Linked DNA regions of Homo sapiens: region 2 is linked to region 1. Evidence: read pairs that join two places in POLR2A ChIA-PET (ENCODE). Cell type or tissue: PC-9. All regions are shown on one strand. Region 1 overlaps ADK (adenosine kinase). Region 2 overlaps ADK (adenosine kinase).

The links. ChIA-PET counts read pairs that join two places held together with the same protein. Peaks named below come from ENCODE experiments on the same cell type or tissue, not always from the same donor. Only the 100,000 strongest peaks of a DNase experiment are listed, where the experiment ranks them.
Region 2: POLR2A ChIA-PET joins it to region 1 with 5 read pairs; 3 of 35 experiments call an interaction of 5 or more read pairs at or near these places.

Annotation. Positions count from the first base shown.
Region 1 is chr10:74,471,307-74,479,306 of GRCh38, forward strand. The region is part of intron 6 of ADK (adenosine kinase); the gene reads left to right. Among named protein-coding and RNA genes, the nearest start is that of ADK-AS1, 54 kb to the right of the region's middle. In PC-9, no CTCF peak of the experiment used is centred here; no DNase peak of the experiment used is centred here; H3K27ac peaks cover 1,434 bases.
Region 2 is chr10:74,662,123-74,670,122 of GRCh38, forward strand. All of the region lies in intron 9 of ADK (adenosine kinase), which reads left to right. Among named protein-coding and RNA genes, the nearest start is that of ADK-AS1, 140 kb to the left of the region's middle. In PC-9, no CTCF peak of the experiment used is centred here; no DNase peak of the experiment used is centred here.

The DNA.
Region 1 (8,000 bases):
CTCGTGATCCACCTGCCTCAGCCTCCCAAAGTTCTGGGATTACAGGCTTGAGCCACCATGCCTGGCCTATCAGTACTATACTGTTTTGATTGCTGTTGCTTTGTGTAATATGTTTTGAAATCAGGAACTCTGAGGCCTCTATCTTTGTTTTTCTTTCTTGAGATTGTTATGGTATTTGGGGGCCTTTGCAGTTTTATATGAATTTTAGAATTTTTTTCTATATCTGCAAAAAAATGTCATTGGGATTTGTATAGGAATTGCATGTGCAAAGGAATCTGTACATTCCTTTCAGTAGTATGGATATTTTAACAGTATTAAGTTCCAATCCATGAACACAGGACGTCTTTTCATTTATTGGTGTCTTCTTTAATTTCTTTCATCAATGTTTTGTGGTTTTCAATGTAAAAATCTTGTGCCTCCTTGGTTACTCATAAGTATTTTATTCATTTTTAATGCTATTATTAATATATTTGTTTTCTTAATTTTCTTTTTGGGTTGTTCATTGTTAGTATTTTCAAACACAATTAATTGTTTTATGTTTATTTTGTGTCCTGCAACTTTGCTGAATTTATTTATTCCTCCTAATAGGTTTTTTTGTATGTGCAGTCTCTAGGCTTTTTATACATACAAGATTGTGTTATCTAAAGAAATAATTCTACTTCTCTGTTTCCAACTTGTATGCCTCCTATTTCCTCTTTCCTTTCTTTCTTTCTTTAGCTGACTGCTCTGGATACAACTTCCAGCACTACTGTGTTGGGCCTGGTGGTATGCTCCTGTAGTCCTACATACTTGGAAGGCTAAGGCAGGAGAATCACGAGTTCAGGAGTTCAAGGTTACAGTGAGCTGTGGTCATACCACTGCACTCCAGTCTGGGTGATAGAGCAAGATCCCGTCGGTAAAAAAAAGTGGCAAGGGGGGCATCCTTGCTTTATTCATTGTCTTTGAGGGAAAGCTTTCTGTTTTTTACCATCGAGTATTATATTACCCATCGGCTTTTCATATACAGTCTTTATTGGGTTGAGGTGATTTCCTCTGTGCCTTTTTTTTATTTAATTATAAAAAGATGTTGAATTTTGCCAAATAGTTTTTCTGCATCAATAGAGATGTCATCTAGTTGTGATGTCTGATAAGATTCTTCTTTCTGTAAGTCATTTTCCTCCCCTCCACTCCATTTTTTAGCTTTCCTTTGGTTTGTCAGAGAAGCCAGGTCTTACATTTGTCTCATATAATGTTCTACAAGGTTCAGTGCTTCCTTTTGTAGTGTTGTTCCTCTATCACCTAATTTCCTAATAAGACCTAGAAATGCATTGTCGTCTGGTAGCTACTAGCTACATGTGGCTCTTTACCTGTACATTTTTAAAAATTAAAGTTTAAAATTTTCAGCCATTGTAGCCACTTATCAAGTGCTCATATAGCCAAATAGGGGTAGTGGCTACCATATTGGATAGTGAAAAGGAACATTTCCATCATCGCAGAAAGTGGTCTCATATAAAGAACTGATATGACAGTGTTTTTTCCATACTCTATTTTGTCTTTTTCCACATGCCAGCTATCTCAACACCATTTGGGGCTATTTTTAGATGTCATAATTTTAGCCAATACTAATGGGTATTTATTGATATCTCATTGTGGCTATTTTTTCATCAATAGTTTTTTGTTTGTTTTGGGGGGCAGATTTTGTTTGTTTGTTTTCATTTTTTTGAGATAGGGTCTCACTCTGCCACCCAGGCTGGAAGACAGTGATGTGATCATGGCTCACCGCAACCTTGAACTACTGGGCTCAGGTGATTCTCCCACTTCAACCTCCTGAGTAGCTGGGACTGCAGGTGTGCACCACCATGCCTAATATAAATATATATATATACACACACATACATATACACACAGACACACACACACACACACACACACATATAGAGAGAGAGCCACTGTGCCTGGCCTAAATAGTTTTATTTTGAAATAATTTTAGATTTATAGAAATGTTCTAAGATAGTAAAAATAAGTTCCATGTACTCTTCACCTAGCTTCTCCTAATATTAACACCTTAAATAACTGTAGGATCTTCATCAAAGCTAAATTAACATTGGTACAATACCATTAACTAAACTACAGGTTTATTTTCCCAGTTTCTTAAGTAATGTCCTTTTTCTGTTCCAGGATCTGTTGGAGGATACTACTTGACATTTCATTGTCATGTTGCTCTGTCTTGCCTTCTCTTTTGTGGCCTTGACACTTATGAAGAGTAGAGGTCAGATAGTTTGTAGGATATCTTTCAATTTGAGTTTATCTGTTGTTTCCTTGTAATTAGACTGAAATTATGGGGTTTTGAGAATACCACCACTGAGGTGATTTTGCTTTCCCAATGTATCACATCAAGGTGTACGTAGTATCAATCTGTTACTGTTAGTGTGAACCTTGAACATCAAGTTAAGGTGGTGTCCATTGGGTTTCTCCATTGTCTATTTGTTCCTTTCCATATACAGTTCATTAGAAATGAATCACTAAATCCACCCCACACTTGGGGGTGGGGGGGTAAATACAAAATGAATAGTGTTTAGAAACCTCATAGAGGAAGGATATAGCCACCACAGTAATTAATAAATATTAGTGGAGAGATATTATGAAATTATGCAAATATTCTAGTTTTTTAAAGTTTTACCCACTGATTTATAGCATTTATTAGTGGATATTGCCTATACCAATTACAACTATGGTGTTCTAATGGTGATTTTCTATTTCCCTCATTTATTCTATATTTAATAATTCAAATTCTTTAAGGAAGATTTGTCTCTTTGCTTCCATTTTTAATATTCTTTAATTTTTTTTTCGAGATGGGTTCTCACTCTATATCTCAGGTTGGAGTGCAGTGGTGTGATCGTGACTCACTGCTGCCTCAACCTTCTGGGCTCAAGTGATCTACCTGAGTAGCTAGGACTATAGGCATGTGCCACCACGCCCAATTAACTAATTCTTTTTTTAAGAGGCAGGGCCTCACTGTGTTACCGAGCCTAGTCTCAAATGCCTGAACTCAAGTGATCTTCCCTCCTCAGCCTCCCAAAGTGCTGAGATCACATGTGTGACCCACCACACCTACTCTGTATTCGTTTTTTACAAATTCAGTAGTCTTTTCTTTTCTTTCTTTCTTTTCTTTTCCTTTATTTTCTTTCTTTCTTTTTCTCTCCCCCTTTCCTCTCCTTTCCTTCCCTTCCCTTCCCTTTCTTTCCTTTCTTTCCTTTCTCTCCTTTCTCCCTCCCCTCCCCTCATTCTCTCTGTGTCATCCAGGCTGGAGTGCAGTGGCGAGATCATGGCTCGCTGAAACCTCAGCATCCTGGGCTTAATTGATCTCCCACCTTAGGCTCCCATGTGTGTGGGGGTGTGTGTGTGTGTTTGCATGTGTATGTAGATGGAATTTCACTGTGTTGCCCAGGCTGGTCTTGAACCTTCTAGGCTCAAGCAATCCTCACAACTCGCCCTTCCAAAGTGCTGGAATTACAGGCCTGAGCCACTACACCTGGTTTGTTTCCATTTTTCATAAATTCTGCCTGGTGCGGAGGCTCACGCCTGTAATCCCAGCACTTTGGGAGGCTGAGGTAGGCAGATCATGAGGTCAGGAGATCGAGACCATTCTGACCAACATGGTGAAACCCCGTCTCTACTAAAAATACAAAATTAACTGGGCGTGGTGGCACGCACCTGTAATCCCAGCTACTTGGGAGGCTGAAGCAGGAGAATCGCTTGAACCCGGGAGGCAGAGGTTTCAGTGAGCCGAGTTCACGCCACTGCACTCCAGCTTGACAACAGAGCAAGACTCCATCTCAAAAAAACAAAAAACAAAGCAAACAAAAAAAAACAAAACAAAAAACCCTTAATTGTCATTTATATCAATAGGGCTCATGGATATTTATTTAGTTCTTTGGGTTATAATCTAAAACTGTGTCACTTTTACTACTCAAATTCGAGATTTAACTATTGAGAGCTTTGTCACATTGGCTTCTGTATCATTGTGACAGACCTGTCATCTTTTTATTACTTTCTTACTTTCTGGCACTACAAGATCATCTAGACTTTCTGTACCCCAGCTTGTTTCTCCAAGGATCACTGGTTCACTTTATCAAAGAGAAGGACCAGGCATGGTGACTCAATTCTCTAATCCTAACACTTTGGGATGCTGAGACAGAAGGATCACATGAGGCCAGGAGTTTGAGACCAGCCTGGACAATGTAGTAAGACCCCCATCTCTTAAAAAAAAAAATTAGCCAGGCATAGTGACATGTGCCTGAGACCTAGCTACTTGGGAGGTTTAGGCAGGAGAATTGCATGAGCCCAGGAGGTTGAGCCTGTGTGAGCCATGATCATGACACTGCACTCCAGCCTAGGTGACAGAGCAAGGCCCTGTCTCTAAACAGAGAAAGAGAGAGAAAGAGAGAGCGAAGAGAGAAAGAGAGAAATAAAAGAAGAAAAGAGAGAGAGGGAGAAAGAGAAAGAAAAGAAAGAAGAGAAGAGAGAAAAAGGAGGGAGAGGGAGGGAGGGAGGGAAGGTAGGTGGGAAGGTGTTTCAAAACCAGCATCTGAGCACTGTTTTCTCGTAAGCTACTGGCAGTAATTGCTTCTAGGTTCTCTCAGCAGATAGAATTAGGAAATATGCTTATGTCTGCTAACTCATGTATACATAGACACACATTGTATTTAATCCTGTTACCTATGTGTGTTTATAATATATATAAAATCGTGAGTTTATAATGGTATCTCTTACTCTAATTCAGTACCACAGAGTTCATGCTAGCATTTCCCTTTGACTTATTTTAACTTCCTTCTCTGATAGTGAGAAAGCTGGCTCTGATTATTTGACATGTATTTACTTATTTATGCAAACCTAGTATACATATAAAGTCGTTTAAAAATTGCTGGCTGGGTACAGTGGCTCATGCCTGTAATCTCAGCACTTTGGGAGGCTGAGGCGGGCAGATCACCTGAAGTCGGGAGTTCGAGAGCAGCCTTACCAACATGGAGAAACTGCGTCTCTAACAAAAATACAAAATTAGCCGGGCGTAGTGACACATGCTGTAATCCCAGCTACTCGGGAGGCTGAGGCAAGAGAATTGCTTGAACCTGGGAGGCAGAGGTTGCAGTGAGTCAAGATCGTGCCACTGCACTCCAGCCTGCGTAACAAGAGCAAAACTCCATCTCAAAAAAAAAAAAAATTGCTGAATCATACCTCTGTGATAAACCAATTTACCAGAATACAATGCTTATATATAGTTCTTTTTGTCTTTAGCACTATAGTATGTAAAGGAAATACTGTTGGCTACAGTTATTTAGGGTCTTTTCATTCCCACCACTTTCAGTAAGTTTATTTCATACATATTTAATACATTTAGACTAATTTATCACAGTTTGCATTCCATCTTGGGTTCCCTTAACATCCTAATTGATATTTTTAAATTAGTATTTGCTGAAAGAAACCTAAAATATTGCTCCTTTACGGTAGTTGGTCCCTTCCACCTGCCAACCATGGGAAAAGTTAATCTGTTTTTCATCTCTGTAGTTTGGCATTTTCTAGAATGTCACATACATGAAATTATAAAATATGTAGACTAGTGGTTCTGGCTTTTTTTTACTTAGCAAAATTCATTTAAGATTCATTCTTATTGTGTGAATCAAGTTTGTGTTTAGTATGTAAAATATATAGTTTAAACCAGATATTTTGGGGCTGATTTCTGTTATTGTATGGTATGCTTTCTGTACTATGAGGATTTTTTAATTTGTTTCTATCTTTTGCCATATCCTCCCACTTTGGTTTGTGTGTATGTTTCTTCCAATAATTTGTGAGACTTGTATTTTTATTCAAGTGACCACATTTAGATCTGTAACTTCATGTAACATGATTAAGATTTTTTTATTTAAAAAAAGGTCTTTTGAGACATGGTCTCACTTTGTTGCCTAGGCTGGAGTACAGTGGCATGATCTCAGCTTACTGCAGCTGCAACTTCCCAGGCACAAGCGATCCTCCCACCTCAGCCTCCCGAGTAGCTGGGTTTACGGGTGCATGCCACCAGGACTGGCTGTTGTTTTACAATATGTTTTTAGAGATAGGGTTTTTCCATGTTGCCCAGGCTGGTCTCAAACTCCTAGGCTCACGTGATCTACCTGCCTTAGCCTCCCAAAGTACTGAGATTACAGTAGTGCACCACTGCACCTAGCCAAGATTTTTTAAAAGATAATAAGTATTCTTTTTCGGGGAATTCTTCATTCTCTTTTCCTAGAAGATTTTTCTTTCCCTTAGTGTTTTTAAGAATACTTAGACCTCAATTACATGATTTATCAGCTTTTCAGGATCTCCTTGACCCCTGGCTATAAAAGATGAGGAAATCTTTCTTACCCTCATAGTCTCACACCTTCCCTCTCCCAATTACTCTATTTTGTATATTTGTTCCCGAGATTTATAACATTTATATTGTTCTGTAACCAAACATATTCTCCTCCCTCCTGCAAATTTTTGATCTTATTCATAACAGTTAAAAGGCAATAAACAGAATCAATGTTTATAGCTAAGCCTTTCATAATAGTCATTTTATCTCTTGGTTTGCTGAGGTTTGTTCTGGTGGTTTCTTCAGAAAGTCACATAGAAACTATATTTCCCAAATTATTTTATGTTCTAAATTTTGTCTCTTCATTTATACTTACATGGTAGTTTGACCAGATACAAAATTAACTAGGCTATCTTTCCTTGAGGAGGTAATAGACATTGCTCTTTTATTATAGGGTTTTTTGGTTTGTTTGCTTTAATGAGATAGGGTCTCACTTTGTTGTCTATGCTGATCTCCAACTCCTGGCTTCAACCAATTCTACTGCCTCAGCCTCCCAAAGCACTGGGATTATAGGCATTAGCCACTATACCCAGCCTATCTTAGAACTGTATTTATTTATTTCTAGAGACAGTGTTTCATTATCACTCCCAGGCTAGAGTGCAGTGGAGCCATCACAGCTCATTGCAGCCTCAACCTCCTAGGATTAAATGATCCTCCTGCCTCAGCCTCCTGAGTGTCAGGGACTCCAGGCATGTGCCACCACACCTAGCTAATTTTTAAAAAAAATTTTCATAGAGATGAGTGTCAGTCTGTTGCCCAGGCTTGTCTTGAAGTCCTGGCCCCAAGCAGTCCTCCCACCTTGGCCTCCCATAATGCTGGGATTAAAGACATGAGTGACCACACCCAGCAATTCTTTAAATGATACTTTGAAGAACCTGAGCACGCACATATATTTCTTCCCTCTTTGTTAGTAACTCTCAGTTCCTTATCTAGCTTTATTTTTCTGTCACCTGGTGTATATATTCCTTGGATTATTTGTTTGCTGTCATCTCCATCTATAGAATGCAACTATCAATAGTAAAGGGATTTGGTCTGATTTGTTCTCTGTTGAATTCCAAATAGCTTGTTAGTGTTTAATACTTAGCATATAGCTAATACACATTTATTGAATTAATAAGGTCAGAATTCATGATTCTGCCCCATTCTCCATCCTTATAAGTACTTTGATGGGTTTGATTGCTTACAAAAGGATTCGTTTCACATTTTGAATTCCCGTGCCTTTACTCAGATATGTCTTGGTCTTCACTACTGTGTGTCAGTGTTGTGCTCTTTCCAACTATATTTTTCTGTGCTATTTCTAGAAAGTTCTTCCACATGTATCTTTTTTTAAAAAATATTTTTTTGAGACAGGGTCTTACTCTGTCTCCCAGGCTGGAGTGCAGTGGCATGATCTCTGCCCACTGCGACCTCTGCCTCCTGGTCTCAAGTGATCCTCCCACCTCAACTTCCCAAGTAGCTGGAACCACAGGCACGTACCACCACACCTATCTAGTTTTTGTATTTTTTGTAAAGACGTGGTTTCACCAGTTGCCCAGGCTGGTCTCAACACCCGGGACTAAGCAGAGCTCACCTCGGCCTCCAAAAGTGCTAGGATTACAGGCATGACCCATCGTGCCCAGCCTCACATATCTTT
Region 2 (8,000 bases), 190 kb after region 1:
CAGAAAATAGGTAGAACAGATATTATCTTCATTTTTTAGGTAATAACACTGAGTTTAAATTACATTGTGGCTTGCCCAAGGATTCTTGGTAAGTAGCGTTATTGACCCCACCCTCAACCCCTGCCATTCCAGTCCATTGTCCGTTCTCTATCAGGCTGCCAAAATAATTTTCTTTTGAGACAGGGTGTTGCTCTGTCATGCAGGCTGGAGAGCAGTGGCACAATCATAGCTCACTGCATCCTCAACCACCTGGGCTCAAGCGATCCTCCCACCTCAGCCTACTGAGTAGCTGGGAATATAGATGTGCACCACCACATCCAGCTAATTTTTCCATTTTGGGTAGAGATGAAGTTTTGCCATGTCTCCCAGTCTGGTCTCAAACTCCTGGGCTCAACCAGTCCTCCCGCCTCAGCCTCCCAAAGTGCTGGGATTATAGACATGAGCCACTGTGCCCAGCAATATTTTCATATCAAAGATGAGATTGCATCACTCCCTTATTTAAAACTTTCCAACAGTTTCCCATTTTACATAGAATGAAATCCTGCAAAACCCCCACATTCAGTATACTCCAGGTACAGTGGCCTTCTTTAGCTTCAGCAGTCTTAGTTTGCCAAGCTTGTTGCTAGTCTGGGGCCTCTGCACTTGAATGTTCTACCCCTGGAACTTCACATGGCTTGTTCCTTCTTACCCTTGAAATCTCAACTCAAATATCACCTCCTCAGTGAGGAAGTAATACCTATGTAAATTAACTCCCCTCCCTTGTCACACTTCATCATATCATCCTGTTTTATTTTCTGTATGGCACCTATTAATATCTCAAATTAGGCCGGGCATGGTAGCGCATGCCTGTAATCCCAGCACTTTGGGAGGCCAAGGTGGGTGGATCATGGATCACTTGAGCTCACGATTTCAAGGCAAGCCTGGCCGACATGATGAAACCCTATCTCTACTAAAAGTACAAAAAGTTAGCTGGGCATAGTGGTGCACGCCTGTAATCCCAGCTAAGAGTAGCTGAGGCACAAGAATAGCCTGAACCCAGGAGGTGGAGGTTGAAGTGAGCCAAGACCACACCACTGTACCCCAGCCTATGCAACAGAGCAAGATGCTATCTCAAAAAAAAAAAATAATATATATATATATATATATGTATCTCAAATTAGCTTGTTTATATATTTGTTACTTGTGTATTGTCTATCCCCACTAGAATGTTGGCCTCATAAAAGCAGAGTTTTTATCCTATTCACATCTGTATTCCCAGTCCCTAATAAAGTACCTGACACATGGTAGAGTCTTAATAAATATTTATTAAATAAAATAGCTAAGCCCGAACTAGACTAAAACTATGGCTTTTTTGCTCCTAATCAAGTGTACTTCCCATGAACATTTAATTTTTCCTACTTTTTGTGGAAGCACTTATACCTTTGGAACTACAGTAAGAATTGATGTTCAGAATAATGACATTAAGATGTGCTGTAGGATTCTCTATTATCAAAGAAAAATTTTATTCAGTTCAATAAACTAAACTAATTAAAGCAGGGATGTCATGGCATATTATTATATTAACACATTTAGAAAGATTTCCAAATAAAAAGACTTTCTGCTTTTTCTTTAGTTAACTAGAAAATTAAATTAACTCAGAGCTCTTTATGCCTCAAAAGTCCTTGTTAATTAGGATTGTTCTATAAATCTCTATTATTAGCAGAGTTCATCATCTTTTTTATTGCCCTGTTTATTAGGGCAGTCTAAGCAGGGTGTCTTTGCTCATATCCTGATATGTGTGTCCTAGTGAAAAGAAAAGCATTTCCGGATTCTCATTTTTTCCCTATTCCTTGATATAGGCATATTTCATGCTGTTAGTATAACAATTTAGTTTCCTTCTATCAGTTCTCTCCATAAAGCTGGAATGATATTATTGACCTATGAAGCAAAATAATTAAATTTAAGGTCTGTTTAAAAGCATTAATGCTTTGTGACGTTGTTTATGATAATAGAAGATTGAAAATAGCCTAAAAGTCCATCAGTAAAGGATTGGTTAAATAAATTATACTATATCCATGTAGTGGACTATTATGCAGCAATAAAAAATAATGAGGACATTCTCTGTTTACCAATATAGAAAGATATCCAAGATTTTAAAATATGATCCAGAGTAGCCTAGATAGTATGATACCTTTTTTTGTGTGGGTGAGGGGAGGAAAAAATTAAGAATGTAGTTTATTGTATATGCATAGAAAAATTCTAGAAGGATATATAAGAAAGCAATAACAGTGATAACCAGATTGGGAAGTAGAAGGAGCAGAAACCAGCTGAAGGGCAGAGATGAGGAGAGGGAGATTTTATAGCATAGCTTTTCATATGTTTTATATTTTTGAATCATACGAATACATTACCTACTCAAAAAGTTAAATTAAAAACAAGCACAACTAAAAGTAATATGTGGCCAGGCATGGTGCCTCACGCCTGTAATCCCAGCACTTTGGGAGGCCAAGGTGGATGGATCACTTGAGGTCAGGAGTTCAAGACCAGTCTGGCCAACATGATGAAACTCCGTCTCTACTAAAAATACAAAAATTAGCCGGGCATGGTGGTACACACCTGTAGTCCCAGCTACTCAGGAGGCTGAGGAAGGATATCGCTTGAACCTGGGAGGTGAAGGTTGCAGTGAGCCAGGATCGCACCACTGCACTCCAGCCTGGGCGACGCAGCGAAACTCCATCTCAAAGAAAAAAAAGTAATATGTGATTCTGGACTGAATTCTATACCAGATGAAAAATATTGCTATAAAATACATTAGGACAATTAAGAAAATTGAACTGTGGACTATAGATTAGATTAAAATGTTGTTTTCTGTGTTTATCAACTATAACCTGGCTAACAGAATATCATCACTCTTAGGAAATACACACTGAAGTATTAAGGGGTAAAAGGCATAATATATACCACAAATGCTAAATAAAACTTTGAAAGAATAAATAATGTTATATATATGGGAGGAATGATCAACTAAATGTGGCAAAATGTTAAAAAATGGTAAATCTGGATAAATGTTGCATAGAAATTGTCTGTATTTTTCTGGGAACTTTTCTGTTAATTTAAAATTATTTCTAAATAGTTTTTTAAAAGAAACAAACAAAAACATTTTAATACTATGGATATTACCTTATTATAAGCAATGGCATAAGAATGTGAAGGGTTCTGGTTTTTACGTAGTCATACTTTTCACTTTCTGGAGAAGTTTTTACCATCACTTTTCTGTTTCTTCCATGCCTATTGATGCTGGGTCAGAGGCAGTGGCAGGGGTAGTGACTGAATTTTACCTTGAGGTTGAAAAACACCAGGCCAAGTGTGGTGACTCATGCCTGGTGTTTAGGAGGCTGAGGCAGGAGGATCACTTGAAGCCAAGGGCTCAAGACCAGTCTGGAGAACACAGCAAGACCCTGTCTCTACAAAAAAAATTTAAAAATTAGCCAGGCATGTTGGCTTGCACCTGTAGTCCTAGCTGCTCAGGAGGCTGAGGCAGGAGGATCCTTTTAGCCCAGGAGTTTGAGGCTACAGTGAACCATGATCACACCACTGCACTCCAGCCTGGGAGGCAGAGTGAGACCTTAGCTCTTGAGAGAGAGAGAGAGAGAGAGAGAGAGAGAGAGAGAGAGAGAGAGACAGACAGACAGAAGGAAAATGAAGAAAGGAAGGAAAAGGAAGAGAGAGAGAAAAGAAAGAAAGAAAAACACCTGCCTACCTGCCTTTCAACCTGCTGGATCACCTTCACTTGTATCTTCTCAACAGTTTAGGACATCAACAAAACAGTAACAATGTGGCATTTTAAAAATTCTTTGAACAAAATTTTCTAAGGATATCGTGAGGTTGTGTGTATCTAGTGCTAAAATATATAGTTAATTTAGTGGAGGTAAACCTGCAGAAACATTTAATTGTTTGGCATTGAGTAACTGGATTTGTATTATTGTTCAATTAGATATTGTGGCAATTGTAGAAACTTAACCATCTCTAATATAATTGACTTTCATTATTGATGCATGAAGATGTTTTTATTCTAATTAGATTGGCCTCTTAAGTGATTAGGTAGTGAAGCTTGTCTCATATTTAAGTGAAGAGTAAATTATTTGTATGAAGTGTCTAGAGGATGCCTAAAATTGATTATTTTGTATTCTAGGTAAGCTAAATTTTATTGTTTTGAATGAAGGCACTCTGCAAGTCTTATCTAATAAATGACACAAAACAAATCTGTTATCAACTGAATTGTTAGTGTTTGTTTCCTGTCTGCTTGGGGAAGCTTATGATTTAGTGGTTTTTTAGAAATCCAGAAAGTAGGAATAATAATTATTCCCAACCCTTTTCCTTCTCACTTTACAAAAAGTTTGTGAAGAATTGAGAAATAAATGCTACGAATAATCTTAAGCTCTTAGGTAGAAGTACTTGATCAAAACTAACCAGGTCATTTTTCTACAATTAGTGCAGAAAGCTAGTTTTTACTAATTGTTCCCACAGCTACTCCAGGCCCATTTCATGCCTAAGAAAACTAGGTCCCAGTGAGAGTCATGTGAGTGTTGTAGGCTTCATTGGTTGAATAACGTCCTTACCTGTAAGTGTATATTCAGATTTAGTGAATGTACTTCATGTGTTCATATAATAAATTTCCTAGAATAGCTATGGAGTAGGTCATGCCGGTAAAAACTGTTAGTTTTGTGACTTTTTTTTTTTTTTTTTTTTGAGACTGAGTCTCACTGTTGCCCAGGCTGAAGTGCAGTGACATGATCTCTGCTCACTGCAACCTCCGCCTCCCAGATTCAAGTGATTCTCGTGCCTCAGCCTCCCAGGTAGCTAGGATTACAGGCACATGCCACCATGCCCAACTAATTCTTGTATTTTTAATAGAGACAGGGTTTTACCATGTTGGCGAGTCTGGTCTCAAACTCCTGACCTCAAGTGATCCACCCGCCTCAGCCTCCCAAAGTGCTGGGATTACAGGCATGAGCCACTGTGCCCGGCCATGACTTTTTATAATAGATCTGTAAACCAGCTTAAGTCATTTGAAAATCAGAGCATACTGAAAATGTAATAAAACATAAATATTATTGAAGATTTTTCAGAGTCATCATTTTGAAAGGAGTTCTTGTAGTTCTTTAGATAATAGAAAATAATGAAAACTGAGTTTATGACGCATCTTTTGCATATATGATATTCTTATATACTTATCTGTACTGATAAGTATAAAAAGGTAGAAAATAATTCTACTTTGTATTTCAGGAAATTGAGCTTCATATGAAAACTAAGGATAAAGTATCTCAATGATGTGTGTGTGTGTATATATATATATATATCTCCAGAAAAAATCATTATAAAGCTGCATTTATGTAGAATTTTCAGCAATTTAGATAAATAAGTCATGATTTTTTTTTTTTTTTCCTCCGAGAGGGAGTCTCACTCTGTCGCCCAGGCTGGAGTGTAGTGGTGCGATCTTGGCTCGCTGCAACCTCCACTTCCTGGGTTTAAGCAATTCTCCTGCCTCAGCCTCCAGAGTAGCTGGGATTTCAGGCATGTGCCACCATGCCTGACAAATTTTTTTTTGTATTTTTAGTGGAGCCGGGATTTTACCATGTTGCCCAGGCTGGCTGAACTCCTGACCTCGTGATCTGCCCACCTCCACCTCCCAAAGTGCTAGGATTACAGATGTGAGCCACCATGCCTGACCAGAAGTCATGATTCTTAAGAATAAAATTCAAAATAATCTCTTCCGTTGTCGATTAGGTTCTGTTCATAAATAAATATTTATGCAGTCAAAAATGAATAATTGTTTTCAAACGAGGAGCTCAAGGAATTCTATGTAATTTTGGTTTACTTACTATTTATATATAATTATTTTCCAATCTGTAAGTCTAGTGATTAATTCTTATATTACCTAAAATGTTTTATAGACATGTTAGATTATTACATAATGTAAATGTATTGTAAATAGTAATGGTTTCATTAACTTGAGCTCATTTTACTTATTTAGTACCTGTTTGGTTTTAGTTTATAGTTGTTATTTCCCTGTATAGTGTAGCTTGTACTTGGAAGTAGTAAAACCAGATTTCTTTATAAGTATTTATGGTACAGACCTTTTCCTAAATCAGACTGCAGACCTTTCCTGAGTATTTCTAATAAAGTCTGCTTACATTTTTTTTTTGGCCTGCATAGTAGTTTGTGCTATATATACTCTCTAGAAAATGTAATTCTGGATATTTGTGCCATAACTTTCAATTAATCAAAATCTTGTCAACTGCCATATAGGCCCTCATGTTACAAAATGTGGAAAGTTCAGTTACTTAAAGAGTTTGGCTGGGCATTGTGGCTCACACCTAATCCCAGCACTTTGGGAGGCTGAGGCAGTCAGATCACTTGAGGTCAGGAGTTCAAGACGAGCCTGGCCAACATGGCAAAACCTATCTCTACTAAAAATACAAAAATTAGCTGGGCGTGATGGCACATGACTGTAATCCCAGCTACTTGGGAGGCTGAGGCAGGAGAATTACTTGAACCAGGAGGCGGAGGTTGCAGTGAGCTGAGATCACGCCACTGCACTCCAGCCTGGGCAATAGAATGAGACTCCGTCTCAAAGAAAAAAAGTTTAAGCCAGATGCAGTGGCTCATGCCTGTAATCCTAGCACTTTGGGAGACCAAGGCAGGAGGATTGCTCGAGCACAGGAGTTTGAAACCAGCTTGGGCAACAAAGTGAGACCCTGTCTCTACCCACCCGCCCCCCAAAAAAAAGCAAAAAATTGACCAGCTGTGGTGCTGCGTGTCTGTGGTCCCAACTACACAGGAGGCAGAGAGAATCCCTTGAGCCCAGGAGGTCAAGGTTGGAGTGTGTTATGATTATACAACTGCACTCCAGCCTGGATGACAGAGCAAGACCTAAAAAAAAAAAAAAGATTTTAAAAAAGATTGACTAAGTGAATGAGTCCTCTTCTTGAATATCAGTCATTCCAGGAGAGTATTTTCATTAACATATTTATGTCTCTTGTTGAAAGTATCCATTAAGAGCAGGTAGCAAAAGCTAGACAGAATATGCTTTTGAAGATTCTCTATGCTCTTTATTAATACCTTTCTTAAGTTTCTCAAGATCTCCTTTTGCCTCCCTCTTGATCTTAAACGAGACTGAAGTTTAAGAGTCTTTAGCCACTCTGTCCCCATAGGGATGCAAATTTATGATTTCAGAAGTTCCAGCCCCCAATAAGAAGCACTGTCCAATCGTTTGCAGATGTATCTTGTAAGCCAGATTTCATGACAGATAAGTCCATTCCACTGTCATGTGCCATGTTTAAAGTACTAAATTAGGTTACTCTGTAGTCAAAACAAGTAAGCCCTGGTCCAGACTACTCTAGGGCAAAATCCCGTTGCACTGTCCCTTTTGTTCTGCCCATGCATTCAGTTGTAGCTTTCCCTTTTGCCAGTTGACAGATAGTGACTTCTTTGCAAAACATAACCAGATTAGGTTATTTTTAGTAAACCAACTAAAATAAAAAATTCTTGACATTGGGAAGAAGTATTTTAACAGAATAATAGTAATGTTTTTATTGTGCCATTGTGATTTTCTATAAAGAAACACCCAATATTCATTATTTATATTTTTTTAAATTTACAACTCTTTAACTGTATCCAACATTTCACTGCCAGGAATATAGTCAGGCTCGAAGCTTTTTTAGAAACCCATGATCCAATCCATACCAACACTTCCTTTAGTTTATGGCTTCTGTTCATTTGCACTGTCCAGAAAGGTACTGCTACCATTTGTAGTCACTCCAAAAAAAAGTGTGAACTACCTAGGTATAACTCTCATAAGACGTATACAGCAGCATCTGTATGCTGAAAGTTACCAAAAAAGTATTACTTGCAGATGATTTTGCACCTTAGTTCCCAAGTGCCCCTGTACAGAATATGGAGCTTATGTCCTGTCTCTCTTTGAATGATGAGTGATGAAGGAGCTTCAGATGTTACTGGGT